2 separate regions of the Homo sapiens genome follow, and region 1 is linked to region 2. The links are chromatin loops, found by intact Hi-C in ENCODE. Cell type or tissue: psoas muscle. All regions are shown on one strand.

Evidence for each region. Peaks named below come from ENCODE experiments on the same cell type or tissue, not always from the same donor. Only the 100,000 strongest peaks of a DNase experiment are listed, where the experiment ranks them.
Region 1: it touches region 2 in a loop (1.9-fold over the local background); 11 of 110 quality-filtered maps call a loop at or near these places.

What each region holds. Positions count from the first base shown.
Region 1 is chr6:15,875,219-15,883,218 of GRCh38, reverse strand. No RefSeq gene overlaps it. Among named protein-coding and RNA genes, the nearest start is that of LINC02543, 120 kb to the left of the region's middle. RefSeq lists an enhancer at 2,912-2,961. In psoas muscle, no CTCF peak of the experiment used is centred here; DNase peaks (open chromatin) are centred at 1,855 and 3,058.
Region 2 is chr6:16,106,887-16,114,886 of GRCh38, reverse strand. It overlaps the pseudogene MDH1P2. Among named protein-coding and RNA genes, the nearest start is that of MYLIP, 18 kb to the left of the region's middle. In psoas muscle, no CTCF peak of the experiment used is centred here; a DNase peak (open chromatin) is centred at 4,736; H3K4me3 peaks cover 343 bases; H3K27ac peaks cover 3,734 bases.

The sequences.
Region 1 (8,000 bases), 230 kb after region 2:
ACAGCTGCTGAAGCCCTCTGTCCTGGATGGGCCACGGCAGAGCTGGAAATCAGGCCCTTGGAAGGCAGCCCAGAGAGGGCTTCCTGCATGCCCAAGGCCATCTCTTCCCACTCTCTGCTTCCGCTCAGGCCCACCCGTCCTCTCTGCAGCCTGAGCAGAGACAGCACACCTCCGTTAGGGGTAGATGATGCCCAGACGGTGGAAACCAGGCCTGGAGAAGAGAACTCTTCCCCCACACATGCATCCACACAGAGGTTCATCAGGGAACCTTTCCACTAGACCCTCAGAGACAGGGGCACTACCCCTCAGGATTCCCAGCCGGTGAACTGAGACTCAGTTGTTTTCCTGAAGGTTAGCCAGGGGCTGGAATCCAGCCCATCCACTCCGTCCTTGTTCCTGCCCCTATAACCTGTGTATAAAGAGCTCTTCATTTATAATTTGGTGTTTACTTCAAAATACTCCAGGGGACTTCTGCCCCATCTTCCAACCTCCAAGATTCTGAATAATTTATTTTAAAAGTTGCTCACAGCATGTTTGCTCCATGAGGTGCGGTAGGGGAAAAGAGAGTGTTATTTGGAAAGGCTGTTTCAGTTGATAGAAAGACAGGTGAGCAATTGTTTTTATTTTCTAAAATCCTCATGCAAATATATCTGTACATGTAATGGCTAATGATGAGCTGGCAAATTTGGCTTGGCATTGAATGAGATCCAGCTCAAAATTAGAATAAGCCAGCGGTAAGACCAAAGGCCTCTCAGCCCAGGTTTCTGTCCGACCATTCCTTTCATTTGCATCATGGTTTCTTAATTTTGAGAAATAAATAGCCCCCTTTTAAGGGGGGAAAAAAGTGTTCGAGGAAAATGGATTTAAAAATTATATTTGCTTGTAATAATCACTGCAAAACAGAAGTTTTGATTTTATAATTGGAAGACTAATAACTTTTTAGAAGGTCTTGTAAATGAAAACACAAGATAAAAAACTCTCAGAGTGGCTGAGCACAATGGCTCATGCCTGTTATCCCAGCATTTTGGGAGGCTGAGGTGGGAGGATCACTTGAGTCCAGGAATTCAAGACTAGCCTGGGCCATATAGTGAAACCCCATTTCTGCCAAAAATTAGAAACTTAGCTGGGCGTGGTAGCATGCACCTGTCGTCCCAGCTACTCAGGAGGCTGAGGTAGGAGGATTGCTTGAGCCCGGGATGTCGAGGCTGCAGTGAGCTGTGATTGTGCCACTGCACTCCAGTGTGGGCAACAGAGCAAGACCCTGTCTCAAGAAAAACAACTCTTAGAGAGACCTCAGATTCCAGTTTGAGAAACAGTGGAAGCCATTTTTCCTGGGAAACCTCTGGTAGATGTTATGTACAACCTGGACCCAGACCATTGACCTGTCAGCCCAGCAGCCGTGCCCTAAGATGCCACTGTTCTTAGGTAGTCCCTTCACTATTAATAACTCTAAAGACACTGAGGCATTGGAGAAGTGGACAAAGACTGATACGTTGTGAGGGCTGGAGGGCAAAGAGAGAAAAACTTGCCACTTGGAATGCAGCTAGAGCGGAGCATGACTGTGGAACGACCCTGAGTTGGAAGACAGCTGCTGTGAGCAGAGTGGGAGAAAGAGAGGGGTACTCCTTTTTGGGGGCTGCTGCTGCAAGACACCAAGAACTAACTGGGCAACTTAAAACATCAGAAATGTATTCTCTCACAGTCCTGGAGGCTGGGAGTCTGAAATCAAGGTGTCAGCAGAGCCATCCTCTCTCTGATGGCTCTAGGAATGGAGCCTTCCATGCCTCTTCCAGTTCCTCATGTTTGCTGGCTATCCCTGGTGTTCCTGGGCTTGTAGAGGCATCACCCCAGCCACATGGCCGTCTTCTTCCTGTGTGTCATCACATCCTCTTTCCTCTGCACATCTGCCTCTGCGTCTCTGCTCCTCTTCTTAAACCAGTCTAAATTAGTTCAACCATTGTGGAAAGCAGTGTGGTGGTTCCTCAAAGAACTAAAAACAGAACTACCATTTGACCCAGCCATCCCATTATTGGATCTATACCCGAGGGAATATAAATCATTCTACCATAAAGACACATGCACGCATGTGTTCATTGCAGCACTATTCACAATAGCAAAGATACGGAATCAACCTAAATGCCCATCAACGGTGGACTGAATAAATAAAATGTGGCACATATACACCATGGAATACTATGCAGCCATAAGAAGAGAATAATATTATGTCCTTTGCAGGAACATGGATAGAGCTGGAGGCCTTATCCTAAGGGAACTAACGCAGGAACAGAAAACCAAATACTTCATGTTCTCACTTATAAGTGTGAGCTAAATAATGAGGACACAGAGATACAAAGAGGGGAACAACAGACACTGAGGCCCCCTTGAGGGAGGAGGGTAGCAGGAGGGAGAGGTTCAGAAAAAAAAAAACAGGTACTATGCTTAGTACCTGGGTGATGCAATAATATATACCAAACCCCCACGACATGAGTTTACCCATAAAACAAACCTGTATGTGTACCCCTGAACATAAAAGTTAAAAAAAAGAAAAGAACACCAGTCATATGGGATTAGGGCTCACCCACATGTCCTCATATTAACTTGATTACCCCTGTAAAGACCCTATCTCTAAATAAGGTCACATGCTAAGATACTGAGGGTTGGAGCTTCAGCTTGTACCAAGAGCAGGTTGGGAGAAACCTGGGTGGGTAAAGAGGTGGGAAAACCAAAACCAGAAGAGGGAATGGAGAGGCTGCCAAATCTCTTCAATCCACCCTACAGTGGTGTGCAGAGTCGCCTGGACTCATCTCATTAGGACAGAATGAGAATCTCACTTTATACACCACAAAACACCACAGAGCCCAATTGTTCGCCTTTAGACTGTTGTGCAGATGCAGCTCCAGCACATGGGGCACACAATTTAAAGCACAAAGCAAGACAGACTTTCTCTGTTATTAACAGAAGTCTCTGGAAAGAGCTACTCTTGATGTGACGAACTCACAGAGGTGAAAATGTCCTTCTAGGGCGATGGCTCAGCAGAGGCTGGCGATCGGCCAGGAAAGCACATCTGGTGCCGCTCAACCGGATGCCCTGGGTGGGTGATATTTACAGTAAAATACAGCAGCTCTAATGAAATTTCCACAGTGGTTACTTGGCAAATTGATGGTTTTGTTGAGATAAGGAGAAAGATGGGACGAGGGGGGAAAGGGGGAGAGCCAAACTGAGAAAAACACACACACACACACACACACACAGACCATTTTAGTCATTAGGAAAGAAAGTTGTGAGCATACCAGTCAGGGCACTTGTGATTTAAGTCAGAAAACGGTTTTGATTTAAGTTGGAATTCAGCTTTGAGGGCATGGGATGACCTGGCCTTATAATCCCATAGATTTGAAAGTGATTGCGGATTTATAGACACTCACTGCACACATAGCCTGAGAGCACAGACTCTGCTTTCAAGGGGCGTGTGATGTTTTAAAGAAAGTTCAAAGTGCTGCTAGAAATGTGTCTAAAACAGACAAGTGACTCTGAGGACACATTCATTTTTTATTGAGAGTCCGGCTAAACATGTAGTTGTGACAAGATGTTAAAAACCGTTATTTAATCATGTGTTCCCTCCCTTATGTTCATGCTGGGAACATGCCTGGGTGAAATCATGGAAACACCACACCCAAGATTCTGTTGTTAAAGCACTGATGACTTCTGACCCAATCATAAAGTTGACAGCAAAACCAGCTTATTTTTCAGAGTTCAAAAGAACAATCCTGTAATCTGTAAGATGTTTGAGAAAAAGTCCTAGTCTTAATGTTCTTTTTCTTTAAGCTCTTTGTGGAAGTAAGCTGGTTATAACTAATAGAGAAATAAAGAACAACTCATAACTCTTCCCCTAAATACTGATTCCAGTGACTTCCATGCTGAAAGAGCATCCACGGGTTTAAAAACTCTGTTCAAGGAACAGTGCCAGGTACCAAGGATACAGGAGGTATAACACAGACCCTAACACAGACTCCAATTGCAAGGGATCTGCACTTCATTTATCCATTCATCCTTCACCAATCCATTCAAACAGCCAACGTTTGTTGAAGATTTGCCATGTGCCACCTTTCTTTCACCAGGGAGATGGAGGTCCAGAAGGAAAATCTTTCCCGTCAAGGAGGCTCAGAGTCTATTGGGAAGAAAAACAGGTAACAATTATGCTGCTTCTTCAGAACCAGGTCTACAGGTGACCACCAAGAACTGTGGTCTGTGAGTAACTACTAAGGAAGGAGAAAGCACTTGTGGAAAAGCCAGCCTCAGTATTAAGGCAGACTCTGTGGAGGGCCAGATGAATGGCGAGGACTGTAAGTGTTCTCAGAGACAGAAGAGGGGGGTATTCAGCACATCTAGAATATTAATATATTGAGCTTCCAAGTATATTGGAGAAGAAAATAGAAAATTTAAAGGAATTTTATAACTACACTTTATGGGTAAATATTCCATTTCTCTCATTTTTCCCTACAATCACAACTGTATCAAATATAGTTCCCTAGACCGTGCATGGTGGCTCATGCCTGTAATCCCAGCACTTTGGGAGGCCGAGGCAGGTGGAATGCTTGAGCTCAGGAGTTTGAGACCTGCCTGGGCAATGTAGCGAATCCCCATCTCTACAAAAAATACAAAAATTAGCCAGGTGTGTGGCGCATGTCTGTAGTTTCAGCTACTGTGGGGGCTGAGGTGGGAGGATCACTTGAGCCTGGGAGGTGGAAGTTGCAGTGAGCCGAGATTGTGCCACTGCACTCCAACCTGGGTGACGGAGTGAGACCCGCTCTCAAAAAACAAAACAAAACAAAAAAACACTTTTTAAAAAATAGTTCCTATAACAAGACCTGAAACCCTTCAGTGATTTGGGATGGGAGCGTGAATGCTAGGAATGGGAAAAGGATGGATCTAGTTGAAAATAAACATGAAACAAGGCTCTCAGAGATGACTTCTCTTAAGTCCATATTGGAACCCCCAGAACACTTTCTCTCCACTCCTTTCCTGATGACTGACCCTCTTGAGAGCTCTCTCCTTGTCTATTCTCCTTCCTGGACAACGATCAGCTTGGCCTGGCTTTATTAGCACTTATAGTGAATTCTTCATCTGAAAACTACCAATGAACTACCAACCCTGTCTGCCATAATAAGCCAACAGCCCTGTCTTGGTTATAGACAGCTAATATCATCTGCACTTAAAGTCTCTGCTCCAGGAGATAGCCTCAGTCTTCTCCATATCCTATGATGAGAGATGGATGAGAGCCCTTTAAAATAAATGTATCTACACATGCAAAGGGCTGTTAAAATTAGTTTTAAGCCATGGGAAGAAATTACAGAGGAATATATATTCAATGAGACTGCAAGCTTAAATTACTGATAGACAGACAGAATGGAGGAGAATGCCAGATGAAACTCTCTGATTTATTGGTAATAATAATCTGACTCTATGTCAGATAGAGTATAGGAATTACTATCAATAATGAGCACTTATTTATATATCTCATATAGGGAGAGATCAGGAGAACTGTTCCAAAGATGTACATGAAAGTATAATATGCCAGGAGCAGATAAGTATAATTTTATTGATTAGTCAACTGGGTTAGGACCTCACTTGTGGAAGAATGATGTGCACAACCAAGTTTTAATTGTGCTTATGTCACTGGGCAACTCTAGAGATGCCTCCTCTTTCTCTTTTCCTGTGATTTCTCCCATCTCCTCCACCTCTTAGAATCCTACTTGCCCTTCAAAGCTTAGCTCACTTCTCCTCCCTGATGTGAACACTTCCTTAACTACAGTAGGCTGTATATTAGCTTCCTCTTCTGATCCCCAGCTGCAGTTATTTTCTGAACAAACCATTGGCACTTTTCTCTTTTCTTTTCTTTCTTTTTTTTTTTTTAATTATACTTTAAGTTCTAGGGTACATGTGCACAACGTGCAGGTTAGTTACATAGGTATACATGTGCCACGTTGGTTTGCTGCACCCATTAACTCATCATTTACATTAGGTATTTCTCCTAATGCTATCCCTCCCCTAGACCCCCACCCCACGACAGGCCCTGGTGTGTGATGTTCACCGCCCTGTGTCCAAGTGTTCTCATTGTTCAATTCCTACCTATGAGTGAGATCATGAGGTGTTTGGTTTTCTGTCCTTGTGATAGTTTGCTCAGAATGATGGTTTCCAGCTGCATCCATGTCCCTGCAAAGGACATGAACTCATCCTTTTTTATGGCTGCACAATATTTCACGGTGTATATGAACCACTGGCACTTTTCATATACTACCTTACATATGTATATATCTTGTCTCCTCAATTTGAGGTAAGAACCTCGAGAAGAAGGACCCATTTTAGCAACATCTTATGAATAGCACCTTACACATTTATTTATTGAACCTACTGCATGAATGACAATAGAGGTGCAAAGGTGAACAGTATACCTGCCCTGTCTTTGAAGAGCTAGGGCCATTGACAAGTAGCCTCTGGTGAGTTAGTCAGTTGAAGATTCAAGAAATGACTCAGGAACAGAGTACCAAGCAAACATTTGGCCAGAGAGAATAAGAAAGGAGAAGAGAAAAAGCTGGCAATTATGAGTCAGGGTAGACTTGATTGCTAAAACAAACAATGTAACGTAACATAAAAAAGTTCCCGGTCAAGTCACATTTCAGTGTGGTCGATGTAGAGCTCTGCTCATGCAATCATTCAGGGATCCAGGCATCTGTCAACTTGTGACTGTATGTCAGAGTTCTCTACATTTATGAGATGTATAAAGAAAGACTGAGAGAGCATAGCAGACACACCTAGCCCTCCAAGTAACACACCTTGCCTCCCTGAGATGTGTCACGTTGATAGGAATCAGTTCTGTAGTCTCACATAGATGCCACAGGATGGGAAATATGTCTAATTGTGTGCCTCCAAAAGGAAAACTCAGGTATTGGTAGTTTCTGCCATAGTAGATAAGGTTGAACAAAAATTAAAAGATGAAAAAGACTATGATAAGAAACAGAGCCTCAAACTCCAGATTTTCCCTCTCCTTTTCTTCAAAGAGATGGACACCAGTATAATGGTCCCCCGTTTGAAGAAAGACCTGCATGAAGTGTATGGGGTTGGGCACAGCAGAGGAGAATAATCTTTTCTCTGTGACTAATTAGCCATATGAAGAAATGAAACAATCAATGAGGAAAGTATTTTTTTTAATTTTAGGTTCAGGGTTTCATGTGCAGGTCTATTACACAGGTCTATTGTGTAATGGTGAGGTTTGGGCTTCTAGTGAACTCATCACCCAAATAGTGAACATAGTGCCTGATAAGTAATTTTTTGACCCTTGCCCCCCATCTTTCTTCCCTGCTTTGGAGTCCCCAGTGTCTATTGCTTCCATCTTTGTGTCCATGGGTACTTATTATTTAGCTTCCACTTATAAGAGAAAACATGCAGTATTGGATTTTCTGTTTCTGAGTTATTTCACTTAGGATAATGTCCTCCAGTTCCATCCATGTTGCTAAAAAGGACATTATTTCATTCTTTTTATGACTACATAGTATTCCATTGTGTATATGTACCATATATACATACATATTTTTTGAGACTGAGTTTCGCTCTTGTTGCCCAGGCTGGAGTGCAATGGTGCAATCTTGGCTCACTGTAACCTCTACCTCCCAGGTTCAAGTGATCCTCTTGCCTTAGCCTCCCAAGTAGCTGGGATAACAGGTGCCCGTCACCATGCCCAGCTAATTTTCGTATTTTTAGTAGAGATGGGGTTTCACCATGTTGGCCAGGCTGGTCTCGAACTCCTGACCTCAGGTGATCCACCCTCCTCGGCCTCCTAAAATGCTGGAATTATAGGCGTGAGCCACCACACTGGGCCACCGTATTTTCTTTATCCAATCAATCATTGATGGACACTTAGGTTGATTCCGTGACTTTGCTATTGTGAATAGTGTTGTTATAAACACTGAATGCAGGTGTCTTTTTGATAAAATGATTTTTTTTTC
Region 2 (8,000 bases):
TTCTCATGAAACATTCAATAATAAGTATAAGTTTTGGGTAAGATTCCCACAGAGCCGAAGTGACATTCTCATTGAGTCGTATAAAGGGATACAAGATGGAAACATGACACTGACAACCTTAATTGCTTGGTTAAGGTAGTTTCTCCCAGGTTAATGTAATCATTTCTAAAAATAAAACTATCAATGCAGCCTCCAGATGCAGCAAAGTTAGAGATTTACAAACATGAAAGACACATAGAAAGTATTAAATTTCAATGACAACTGCACAAAACTTATTCAAATAATGACTCTAGTGATATTTCCTTCCTGATTTTAAATGAATTGTTAAATGTATCACTTCTCTTAAAATATCTATGCAGTGACTGCATGGAAATGTATATTAAAATCATTTCTGCATTTCCTTTGCCATGTTAAAATAAAAGATATTCTAAAAAGCTACATAAAATACTAAATCATCTTTATAATAATTTTGAAAAATACATCAACATTTCTAAACTATGGCAAGTCACCTTCAGCTGTAATCATTTGGTAGGTATAACTATCTTCTACTTTTCCAATTACAATATTTAAAAATATTTTTGATATTGCACCAGAGCCTATATAACATATACTCTGAAATAGCATCTATGTATAGCAGTAGAATACTGAGAATTTGGTCTAGCATACTTATTTAGTTTTCTGATTCAGCTTATTTAAATTTTTCATCTTAGTGAATATACATCCCCAAACTTTGAAACATTTTTTTCTCTAGCACTTTATTTTTTCCCTAGTGGTGAATATCTTCAATTTTGTAGACAATCAAGTAAGATATTCAAAGGGGGTGAATGCAACCCAGATGCCCATCTACAGGTGAATGGATAAAGAAAGTGTAGTCTACAATGGAATATTATTCAGCCTTAAAAATGAAGGAAATCTCATCACATGCTACAACATGGATGAATCCTGAGGACTTTTGTTAAATGAAATAAGCCAGTCACAAAAAGAAAGATACTGTACAATTCCACTTACATGATGTATCTAGAGTACTCAAATGTACAGAAACAAAAAGTAGAATGATGGTTGCCAGGGGCTGGGGGAGGGGAATAGGGAGTTGTCGTTTAATGGGTACAGAGTTTTAGTTTTGCAAGATGAAAAAGTTCTGGAGCTCTGTTTCACAACAATGTGAAATATGCTTAACCTTACTGAGCTGTACACCAAAAAATGGTTAAGATGGTAATGTTTGTTCCTACCAGAATAAAAAATAATTGCCTCTATACGTTTTAAACATTTATTTATTTTGAAATAATTCAGACATGCAGAAAGTTGCAAGAATAATACAAAGAGTTCTTTGTACAGCGGTTGTTCTCTATTCCCTTCATCCAGATTCCACAACGGTTAACATTTTGCCACATTTGCTTTATTCTTCTGTGTGCATGTGATACTTTTATATAATATTTGAGAGTAGATTGAAGACATGATTCCCTCTTATTCCTAAATACTTCAGTATGTATTTCCTAAGAACAACGACATTCTCTTAAAATAACCACAGTATAATTTATTAAAACAGGAAATGAACACTAATAAAATATTATTTTCTGATCTACAGACTTTATTCAAATTTTGTTAATTGTCCCAATAATGTCCTGTATAGTGAAAATAAGATAAAATAGACAAAGAAAAAAATCCAGTCCAGAGTCCACTCCAGGATCACACATGGCCAAATCTCTTTAGTCGCCTTTAATCTGGAATGGTTCCTCAGTGGGTCCTTGATAACCTTGATATTTTTGACAAATACAGGCCAGTTATTTTGTAGAATGCCTCTCAATTGGGTGTTCTTAATGTTTCCTCAGATTAGATTGAGGTAATACATTTTTGGCAGGAATACCACAAAAGAGATGTTGTATTCTCAGTGCATGATATCAGGAGGCAGGATGTAAATTTATTCCATTATGGGTGATGTTAACTTTGATCACTAAGTTAAGATGCTGTCTACCCAGTTTCCCTGCAGTAAGGGTATTATTCCCCTCTGCATTTCCCCTCACCCCTTGTAACTGATAAGTACTTTGTGGGGAGATACTTTGAGATTATGTAGTATAGATTATATTCCATTCCTCACCAAAACTCTCACCCAGTAGTTTTTAACATCCGTTGATAATTCTTGTCCAAGTCAACCATGACGATGAGGTTTGTCGAGTGGTGACTATCACTTCATTTCTTCTAGATTTTTTGCTGGTGTTCTACTACAGTGAAGAGCTTTTCCTTCTCATTGATTTATTCGTTTATTTATTCATTTATTTACTTATCACTGTATAGACTCATGGATTCTTATGTTATTCAGTGAGCTATAATTTGTTACTGTCATTATTTTGACACTCAAATTGCACAAGATTTGGCCAGTGAGAACCCTTCAAGCTATTTCCTGTGTTCTTTTGACATGGCCCCATCCTTCTTTGAACACTTCTTTACTTTCTGGTTCAAGATGTTTCAGGATCATTTTTTATTTTCTCTTTTCCAACTCTGGAATCAGCCATTTCTCCAAGAACCCCTTGTTCCTTTTAGCGGAGAATAATTGTTGTTTTGTTTTGTTTTTGAGACAGGGTCTCTCACCCTGTTGCCCAGGCTGGACTGCAGCCATGTGAACTCGGCCCACTGCAGCCTCAACCTCCCAGGCTCAAGTGGTTCTACCACCTCAGCCCTCTGAGTGGCCGTGACAACAGGTATGTGCCACCATACCCTGCTAATTGGGAATAATGTTTAGAAACTAATATTTGAGCACTAGGAGTACTCATTGCTACAGGAGTGTCATTGCTTCTAGGCCCTTTCAGCAGAGAGCTAGGATGTGAGTGTGTGTGTGTGTGTGTGTGTGTGCACTCACACATGCAGTTTACAGGAAGGGTTCCCTGAGAACTGAATGCAGACAGAAATAAGTGAGCAGAACGTTTGTTAGGGAGCGCTCTAGGGATGAACTACTATGGAATGCAAGGGAAGGAAGCAGGATTGGGCACAGGGAGAAGATAGGCTGTGATGCGGTCTCCACAAAGACCTCAGTTGACCCCATGGGAGCTCTGATGCTGGATGTTCCTTTAGAGTTCTGAGTTGGGATGAGGGATTCAGGCCTTCATACCCCTGAGTCAATCAGTCATTGAATATGAGCCTCCCCAGGAAGGGTTCATGAAGTCGGGCAAGGTGGCTCTCTTTAGCTAAGGCAATTCCAAAAAGGGCTGGCAGCTGAGACTTGTTAGTCAACAATGTTTCCAGCATTTTTGATAATAAATCCTTCAGTCATGAAAAGACTGGGCAGCAGGGATTACTCATGACTCATCCACACACATGCTTATCTCTATCAATATCTGCCTGCCATCCATCGATCCATCCACCCATCCATCCATGAACCTATCTATCTGTCTTAAAAACCAGGAGTTTGGCCAGGCACGGTGGCTCACACCTGTAATCCCAGCACTTTGGGAGGCTGACGCAGGCGGATCACCTGAGGTCGAGAGTTCGAGACCAGCCTGACCAACATGGAGAAATCCCATCTCTACTAAAAATACAAATATTAGCTGGGCATGGTGGTGCATGCCTGTCATCCCAGCTACTTGGGAGGCTGAGGCAGGAGAATCGCTTGAACCCAGGAGGCGGAGGTTGCAGTGAGACGAGACCATGCCATTGCACTCCAGCGTGGGCAACAAGGAGTGAACCTCCGTCTCAAAATAATAATAATAATAATAATAATAATAATAATAATTACAAATAAGTATTTGTTATTTATTATATTGTGTTAATCTTATTTGAATAACATTTACATATTTGTTATTAATGTATATCTATTATTGCATCATGGGAAGTCATTTTAGCTTAGAAGATTGCAAGTCCAGTGTAGTGGAGGGCTTGAGAGAATACATGCTGGAACCAGACTGAGGATGTGAAACCTTCTCAGATGTGTGGCCCTGAGCAAATCATTTAACCTCTCTGTGCCTCAGTTTCCTCATCTACAAAATAGAAATATCAACTGTACGGTTTTACTAGACTGTTAAGCATCTCAAAGTTAACACATCTAAAATCCAAATTTCCATGCTGGGAGCAGTGGCTCATGCCTGTAATCCTAGCACTTTGGAAGGCTGAGGCGGGAAGATTGCTGGAGCCCAGTAGTTCGAGACCAGCCTGGGCAACATAAGGAGACCTTGTCTCTACAAAAAATACAAAAATTAGCCAGGTGTGGTGGTGCGTGCATGTAGTCCCAGATACTTGGGAGGCTCAGGTGGGAGGATTGCTTGAGTCCAAGTGGTGTTCGAGGCTGCAATAAACCAACATTATGCCACAGCACTCCTCCAGCAGGGTGACAGCATGAGACTCCATCTCTTAAAAAAAAAAATGAAAATCCAAAATCCAATTTCTGTCTTCCCCTTCCCCTTCAAGACTGCTGCTTCCTCAGTTTCCCCAAAGTAAACTGCAACTTCATCAAGTGCTCAGGCTCAAAGCCCTGGAATCATTATCGACTCCCCTCTTTTTCCCCCATCACATATCTAATTCACCCATGAGTCCCAGGTTATTACAATAATCCCCTGACTGTCCTTCCTATTTCTGCTTTTGCCACCCTAGAATGTATTCTCCACCAATAGCCACAGTGATACTTTTAAAAACAAATCTTTTAATGTCACTTCTCTGCTCACAGCCCTCTAATGACTTCCTGCCTCGCTCAGAATAAAAGCCAGAAAGCTGGCAATGGCCCACCTGATCCAGCCCTCTGTACTCTTGAGTCTCATATTCTATCCCTCTGGCCTGTGGCTCCCTGCCCTGCAGCCACACTGGCCTCCTTGCTGTCCCTGAACTGAACATGCTTGCAGCTCAGGGCCTGTAGCACCAGCTGTTCCCTTTGCTTAGAAAGCCTTGTTCCCAGATATTCCTACCCCTTCTCCTACTGATCTTAACTCAAAGCCTTCTATGACTCCCCTGTTTAAAGTGGCAGGCCTCAAATCCAGCATTGCCTACCTCCTTTCCGGCTTTATTTTCCTCCACAGCACTTCTCATCGTCAGGCACATTACACAATTTACTTGTCTATTTCATATGGGCTGTCTCCTTCCTCTCCTCCTCCACCCTCTCACCCCCCAGGCATGTAAAATCCATGGGGCAGGGACTTTTGTTTTGCTCACTGCTATATCCTCAGCTCCTAGAAAAGTGCTCGGTGCATAGGACACCTCAATAATTAATATGTGTCCAGGGCTCCCAAGACCACCTCCAGGTTCAGGGATTTACCAGGGGGACTCACAGGACTCAACATAGAGTCATACCCATGACTAAGATTTATTACAGCAGGAGGATGCCAGGCACAAACAGCAAAGGGAAAAGACGCATGGGGCGAAGTCCAGGGAAGTCAGACACAAGCTTCTAAGGAGGCTTTCCCACCAGAATCACACAGGACACACTTAATTCCTCCAGCAATAAGTTGTGACCTCAGGTCTGAAGTGTTGTTTACTAGGGAAGCTCAATAGAGGATTAGGACTTATGGTTTTTATTTGGGGCTGGTCACTAGGCACCGCTGCCCAGCACATACCCAAATTCCAGACGCCCAGAAGGAAAGAGATTGTTTGGCAGAAACCATATTGTTTGTACAGTTTAGGCACAGTGAGTCCTTCTTATCAGTTCTGGGAATGGTGGGAACCCTCCCCAAGTCCAAATTCCTGGACACCAGCCAAGGGCCAACCTCACAAGCAGGCCTTTCTAAAGATAGCAATCTCAGGCCTGCCATGTTAACTCTGCACAGCGTGTTAAAAAAATTTGTTACTTTTCAGTTGACAAAAATAAAGCATTTTAGAAAACAAGAGCAAGATAAGGTCAATGAAAGAAAATCTTTCATTTTTTTGCACATTGGAATCATGGTGATAAATTTTGATCTTACTTATGCACACACAAACACTGTGCATATTTTTAAAGTAGCTTGGCCTGGTAAGAAGATGTGGATGGAACCTCACACATTTCTTGGATTCTATACATTTTAGGATCTATTTCTGAAGGGAATGAGAAGAAGCAAAATCTAGATGGAACGAGTGTCTATCAGAGAGAGTGGAACCTGTGACTGCCTTTATTGTTTTTTATTTGAATATATATTTTTATTTAGAATGCAGGATTAACGGCATGATAATAAACTGTCACTCACAAGTCTGTACTGAGAAGCAAATAATCTTCAAAACATGTTGTTTTTCACGAGTAATTTACACATAGCAGTATTATTATTTAGTACTAGTGTCAAAGACGACATTTAGATTCTTCAGCTTTAGGGCATTTAGCAACATCAAAATGATTTATAGTCAGACAGAGGAAAGCAATTCTAAAGCAGTTTCTTTTTCTTCCCTGCCAGTTCCTTTGCAGTAAGATCCATCTTCTTACATGAGGAATCATTAATGGAGAGAGCTTCAACAAATTTCCAGGTCTTATTCTTGAATACGACAGAGAATGAGTAGAACGATGACTGGGAATACCATAGGAGTCACTATTAGAGATAACCCCACTGGACACAGACTCTCCCTATGGGGTTCCAAGCCAGATGTCTCTGAGGTGGTTGGAGATGGCTCTTGTAGTGGACATTGTCCTGGATGGTTTTTGAGCCTCGATGACAGCAGCACCATGTTGCTGCACAGCCATGAATTCTCCCTGGGGCCAGCTGTCATGTTTCAGAGCTTCATAAACAACTTCCTTTGCTTGCAATTTCGTCTTGGCTTGGTTGACATCTGGATACTGAGTGAAGGAATGGTTTCCCCAGATATGTAATATTCTTTACATTGTCAGCAGTCACACCAAGTTTAAGAGTAATTTGAACTTGAGTTTGGTTGTGATCCAAACAAGTCAAGCAACTGAAGTTCTCATTGAAGATGGATGGAACCAACTTGGAGGCAGTCAGGCAGTTGATATTGGCTGGGTTTCCCATAACAATAACCTTAACGAACTTCTTGTCATATTTCTCCAAGGCTGCACCCTGCCATTTGATGATTTTTACATTTTCAGTAAATCTTTCCTCTCTTGGCACAGAGCCCAAGAGAATGGCCACATCCAGGTCTTTGAAGGCAACTTCTTTGTTTGTTTGGATGACATCTGTCAGGAGGGGAAGGGCACAGTCTTGCTGTTCCATTAGGACACTGTTCAGGACAACAAGCATGGGGGTGATATCCAATGGCACAAGAATGATAGGCTAGTCTTCACCAAAGACAGATGCATTTCTAATACTGTAGAGCAGTGAATATATGATTTGACCAGCTGCCCTAGTCACAAGGATTGGTATTGATTCAGACATAACGGGGAACTGTGTGACAATTTTAGCACTTGCAAAGTGAGCCTCAGGGAGTCAGGTTACCTCTACTGCACAACTGACTTGTGACAACCTTTAGCACAATATATTTATATTTGGTTTTGGTTTTGCTTTTTGGATACCCAGTGCTCAGAAAAGTAGCTGGCACATACAAAAAGCTGCAAAAATATTTGTACAGCAGGTAAATGATACACTATAAATGCTAAAAATGATTCCATTTCATAGACACATGAGTAAATTCAAGCTATATCAAAAACAAATGTGACTTGTGGCAGATGCTGAATATAACTTGAAGATTGGTATTAGAGCTACTGTGAGAAAACAGGTTAAAATATTTTTATTGTACCATACTTAGGTATGTTGGAATGGTAAGTAAATAGTTGGCATTGCTGCTTTTGTTTGGTTAAGCTAAAACAAGAGAGGGAAAACACGCACGCACGCACGCACGCACACACGCACACACACCCCTGAAAAACATCTGGTGTTGTGTGGAATTGGGGAAGGAGAATCCCTAGTTCTCTGAATCAAGACTTGCTTAGAGCAGTCTTCTTCAATGCGAGACTGTCATCATGATATTGAGACTGTAGGGAAACTTCTCAGGACAGAAGCTCCCAGAAAACTTAAGCCAAAATCATTTTTCAAGCTATAAGACCAGTAAAAGAAAAGCTGGCTTACGGCTGGGCGTGGTGGCTCACACCTGTAATCCCAGCACTTTGGGAG